Regions from separate parts of the Homo sapiens genome. Here region 1 is linked to region 2. Evidence: chromatin loops called from intact Hi-C (ENCODE). Cell type or tissue: CD4-positive, alpha-beta T cell. All regions are shown on one strand. Links, peaks and the distances in the headings refer to the core of each region. The heading gives the core; the rest is flanking DNA. Region 1 overlaps MED13L (mediator complex subunit 13L). Region 2 overlaps MED13L (mediator complex subunit 13L).

Region 1 (2,920 bases), core at 96-2,595, 140 kb after region 2:
TAAACCAACAGAAGATTGCATTTGTGTGTATGGAAAGGTGGTTCACTTTTTAAAATTCCTTAAGAAAACTGACTTTATATGTTGTCAGTATAATGTGGCTTATGACTTTTTTCTAATTTAAATTAGGGCCTTTATATTTACAGTTAAAACCTTCACCAGGTGCAGGGATTGATGGGCGTTAAGTGAAATGATAGACTGATCTAATTATTCTACATTCTTGTTTTTAACCAAAGTTACATTTTATAAACTGTGGTATAGTAGAAAGCAGTTTTTTTTCTGTCTTGGAGTAGCATTTTATATTAAGGAAAACAAATTATTATCTAGTAAAAGTAGATAACAAAGTGAAGAGAACAAATTATTTTGTTGTAAGATAATGGAAAAAAGGATACTACTGTTGAATTTTCTAGTCCTATAGTGAAAGAAGTGGAAAGAAGGTAGACCAATAGTCATTACTGTTTCAGTGACAAAAATAATTTTGTAATTTCTGCCTCCAAAAAATTGGATTTATAGAATGAATTTCTGTAAGAGTCTTTCTGCAATATTTGCCATAGACTGTCAAGCTGAAATAAAAGCCAAGGTACCCATCAGGTCTCAAGGAGATGGCACTGAGTTTGGTCTAAAGAAACCTTTGTGCACCAAGTCTTCACAGTAGTCAGTCAGTCTCTGTCTCTCTCTGTCTCTCTCTGTCTCTCTCTGTCTCTGTCTCTCTCTCTCTCTCTCTCTCTCTCTCGTCTTTCTCTCTCTCTCTGCAGATGTTATTTTTGCTACATTTGCTATTTTAACCTGTCAGTTAAAAAATAATTACTATGTCAGTATGGCTGGCAGCTCATATAGGAAAAATATGCTGTCTCTTAATCAAAGGTGATTACAGTTTTCCCCTGTCTATAAATGTGCTTGTTGTGTAACGAGAATGCATTAGTCTCAGCCTGATGTACGAAATGAAAGGCAGTAAGAAGCAGCACCATTGTTATCACTCCAGGCGTGTCTAATGAATCGTGTTTCCATGTTCTCTCGGTCACGCCGTAGAGTGCCCTCAGCCAGGGCTAAGCCTCCTGTAAAATGCTCTTTAAGATTATTGTAGCAAGAACAGAAATGCTGCATGGCTGGGGGTGGGGAGAGAATGCCAACGAGACAGCTGCATTTCAAACAGTTACAGCTGCAAGGATTACTCATAGTAATAGCAGTGACAGACAACTGTTTGAGCTTTAGTGTAAAAGGCAATTTGGGGACTTGCCCTGTCAGAATTTTAGTAGCAAGCTTCTGTGTGCACGTGTGTGTGCATGTGCGTGTGTTTTTTATTCAAATTAGTTTGTGTCTGAAGAGTGGAAGGAAATATTTTAAATTTTTACTTCTCAATTGTGCTAATGTTGAAATCAGTAGTTGACTCATCTTTATTAAAATCATTGTCCTAGAGGAAGTTTATAAAATGTTTATTTGTAGCAATGATGAATTTAAATGTATATGTTCTAACTGAATCACATGTCTGCTTTTCCGTCTCAAAATTTATCTTGTGATGATTCCTGTTTTAAAAATATTGGTTTTCCTTGTAATTTCTGAACATACAGCCTTGTTTAATATAGGATCCTTATTTTAAAAATTTATTTCAAATATGATGTAAGCTTATAAAAGTAATGCCTGTCATGAAATCTGGAAAATACTCAAAGAGGTAAAGGAGAAAACAATCATTATTCTAGCAGAGATAACTGTTAATTTTAATCCTTCTGGACCCTTGTTTATGCATTCTAGAGCATATTAAGAGCATGTTAATCATTTTAAAGGTTAAAAATGGTAATCATTTTAAAAAATATTTGGAAGAAGTAGCAAATGGGGACAAATTTGGTTTTGAGAAGTCAATAACAGCCATTGTGCAAGATTTCTTTTTCAGTGTGCAGCTATTAAAGTAACATTGCAGCCTGTTTTCTGTAGCAGTTGTCTTTTGAAGGCCTTGTACAGTTTATCTCGAAATTTAGTTTTATGGTTTCCTTCAATTTAAAGTTTGCTGGCTTTACAGGGAGTCTTGTGATCCATTGAAATGCTAACTTGGGTCGTGTCTCAACTGCTACAATGCTGTGTAGAAACTGTCATTAAAATTCTGGTTATCCTGCAACTGGCAGAGAACCCATGCTGATTCCTTAGGAAGATAGTACACTGTTAAAATTTTGAATCGCAATTGTGCTTCTGTCTGCCAAATATTATCAATATTTGTAATCACTTAAGGTTGCAAATAGTTTGAAATAAATGGAACGTTTTAGTATGTATCTTCTATCCATGATTCTTATTTGTTTGATGAATTGACATCGGGAAGGTTACAATCCATTTCCAACATAGATTTGTTAAGTGATACTGAATATTTTACACTCATGAGCAATTCAAGAAATCAGAGCTCTAAATAGGTTGAAGTTGATATAAGTAATAAGTCCATTTAGTTATTAATGACTTCAAATATAGATTCTACCAGGCAACTGATGGCAGCATAAATTGATCAGTCAGTGGTGGTGTAGTGTTGTAAGTCATTGGATTTTTTTATGTGTGAAGTGCTATATTTCATAATTAATGTAGCATTGTGCTCCTTTGTTACTGAGTTTCTTTGGTAAGTCAGTTTTTAAGAAAGCAGATACTTCAAAATCGTTTATTTATCTTGGTATCCTTCATTTGCTGCAGTTAGATTAAGTGGATACATGTTTCCTTGTTGTAATATCTGATTAGTGTAGTTTTTGGAAGTAGATTTAATAATTCAGAAGATTTTTTTTTTTAAACACTACGATGCGTTTTATATGTTTGAGGTAGAAATTGAAAACAAAGGCAGTGGGCAAATGATAAACCTTGGATTCAGAGCTATGCTATCTTTAGCCGTTAGTTACTGAAATCTAACTGGGAAACAATGTACTTGTTTCCTGTGCCTTCCTTTACTTGTGTTTCT
Region 2 (2,920 bases), core at 180-2,679:
CTAGGGAGTTGGAGGTTGCGGTGAGCCGAGATTGTGCCACTGCACTCCAGCCTGATGACAGAACGAGACTGTCTCAAACAAAACAAAACAAAAACAACCAAAAAACCTAGGTGATGGGTTAATCTGTGCAGCGAGTCACCATGGCACATGTTTACCTATGTAACAAAACCTGCACATGTACCCCAGAACTTAAAATAAAAGTTGATGGGGAAAAAAAATTGATAGGAGAAGATAAAGCAGGAAAATATTTAAGTCTTCATTAGATCTTTTTACTTAATAATTCTTAATTTGTATTAAGTCACTGAGTTGAATGTATTTAAGACATTTGATATTAAAATTAAATTGGAGTGACAGACTTGTTTCAAATAAAATATGTAATTGTAAACAAGTTTTATGGTGGGGAGTAGAAATTTCAAAAATTGGTAATCTAAAAGGATATTAAACTGAATAAGAATTATTGTGATCTTTTCTTCTCCCTTAAAAAACATTTGACAAATTTATGAAGAAGTGTTTTTTTTTTTTTGCTGGGAGGAGGGGAGATAGGGTCTCACTATGTTGCTCAGGCGGTTTCAAACTCCTGGCCTCAAATGATCCTCCTGCCTTGGCCTCCCAAAGTACTGGGATTACAGGTGTGAGTATGAGGAAGTATTTTTGAGTATAATACAGGAGGCTTCCTCATTTCAATATTATTAAGAAGGATGATTAAATTTATCTGAACTTAATATGAGCACTAATAAGGTATTCAGAAGAGTATAATTGGTTTGACAAAAAACATTTTATGTTGACAATTCTGACTATTGAATTTTCATGCCCTAAAGAGAAATAAGGAAAAACATACATATATCTAACTGGAACATTTGGAACTAGCTCCTAGTATTTGTGCCTGCATGTAAGCCTGGCACAATGCTACTTAAGAAGTTCAAATGTTACCTCCTCTGACCACCACAGGCAGAACTAGTTACCCCCTACCTCCCTCTGTGTACCTCTGATCATCAGATGAGCTTCTGCAGGAGAGTGACCCTGTTGAAATCATCTTTGCTAGGTGCTCATTAACTATCTGTTAAGTGATGGAATTCCTGGACGATTATTCTCCATTCCTCAAGGGAGCTCTTATTGACCATTTGGGTCTTGATCACAAGTATGCTGTTTTTATTTCAGCTTATTTTGATGATTAACTCTGTGTTCTGAATATATTTTATCTAGACTGTATGTACTGTGGCTTGGTAATATTTTAGATGAATTCTAGAATTTCCTTATTAAAGACAATTCCAACTGATCATGAGACATGTTCTTACTCCTCAAAGGAATAAGAATTCATTTAGTGTTTAGATTTTCTGTAGCATAGTAGGCAACCTATAGATTTTTGAGCCTTCTGGGGATTTTGTTTGGGGGCTTGATCCAGAATTCCTTTACTTTCATTCTTTAAGCTGTATAGCAGTGCTTTTGTTCAACATTCAAAAGATTGTTTTCTATGAGCCCAGTAAAATGGGAAATAACCTGGTAGTAGGGAAACTTGAGTTGTATTAAACATTTTTACTAGTATGATCACGTAATAGTTCTGTGCCTCAGTTTCTCCTGTAAACTTGGTGTTGGAGGGCAGGAGGCGTGAAAAATCATTTTGAGTACCTTTTAAGGAAAGCGCTTTGGATGACTAGATGATGTTCTTTAGTAGGAAGAGACCTTTAGTAAATTACAACTAAAGTTATAGAGTAGCCCGAGGCAGTTAACCAGGAGATTGGAATGGTAAAATGACTTGTTTTAAGTATAGCATTTATGTTGTGTTTGTATTTTTTTCTAGGGAGCAGAGGATTAAATTGTTCTTGTGTCTTTCCTCGTAAATAAGCCAAGATTGAGAAGAAAAACTTGAAATTCATTTTTAGTTTTTAACAGTTTTTCGTTACAACCATATATGATTCACAGTTGCATGGTGTGCCTTTAATGCGCTGGGTGATTTTGCTGTACCAACTCTGAGCTATAGCTGGCTGAGATTGGGAATTGAACCGTGGCTCTTATTTGGTAGTTTAAGCTATTAATTCCTTGGCAGTTCTGGAGTGCTCTTTGAACTTTAAATAGCAGTTCTATTAACACTTTGAGATTTGTCTCAGGGAATGTCAGGAATAGTACTTAATAAATATATTTTTCTTCTTAAAGACTAAATCATGTTTTAGTTTGACACACATGTCACAACCCTTACTGTGTTTTGAACAGAGAGAACTCAGCTACTGGCTAATTTCTATTTTCTGTTTAATAATGTGGCAGTATCTAAAAATATTGTTTAGGCTTGTTGAAGGAAGGAAAGCCCTCCCACGAATCTGTAGCGTTTGTATTAGTCATGTTGAATATGAATAGTGTCTTAAGTTGTATCTAGAGGTTTAGAATTTTACATGTAGGTGGTCTCCTGTGTTCTAAAATACTAGAAAAAGTTAATTTGTAAGTTTGTTTTCACAAAAAAACTCCCATCTCTTGCTACAAATGATGGTTAGCCTATTTACCTTGTATATTGTACTTAATTAGGTCTATTATAAAACTCAAATGCTATTTATAGCAGCATTTTTGTGGGAATAAACTTATGCTTAGTGTTCTCATGTAGGGTGTCAGGAGCACCTTTTCTCTGACTTATAGTCCTGGCAGTCAGAGCGGGAGCTATAGCTCCTCTTCTAGGCCAAGGAGAGGATTGCTGTGTGGAAGAGTGTGGAGAGGTGAGGATGGCTCCCTGTGGGAAGAGCAGCAGTTTTGAAGGCAGGTTTTCCTTTCCCTGCTTGTGGGCACCCACTGCTGCTTTCTCTTTGCTGATACTAGTGGCAGGTTCTGTGATGTCATCAGGAAAAGATTCTGTATTTCTTTGCATTTTAGCACTTCCCTTCTCTTTCCTCTCCTCCTTCACTCAGCCCTGGAGACAAGCTTTCTGCTGGCTATTACG

The links. A loop is a pair of places that touch in the nucleus more often than their neighbours do. Peaks named below come from ENCODE experiments on the same cell type or tissue, not always from the same donor. Only the 100,000 strongest peaks of a DNase experiment are listed, where the experiment ranks them.
Region 1: it touches region 2 in a loop (2.4-fold over the local background); 2 of 110 quality-filtered maps call a loop at or near these places.

The regions. Positions count from the first base shown.
Region 1 is chr12:116,121,934-116,124,853 of GRCh38, reverse strand. All of the region lies in intron 2 of MED13L (mediator complex subunit 13L), which reads left to right. Among named protein-coding and RNA genes, the nearest start is that of MIR620, 25 kb to the left of the region's middle. In CD4-positive, alpha-beta T cell, for the core only: no CTCF peak of the experiment used is centred there; a DNase peak (open chromatin) is centred at 1,243.
Region 2 is chr12:116,266,235-116,269,154 of GRCh38, reverse strand. The region is part of intron 1 of MED13L (mediator complex subunit 13L); the gene reads left to right. Among named protein-coding and RNA genes, the nearest start is that of MED13L, 10 kb to the left of the region's middle. In CD4-positive, alpha-beta T cell, for the core only: no CTCF peak of the experiment used is centred there; no DNase peak of the experiment used is centred there.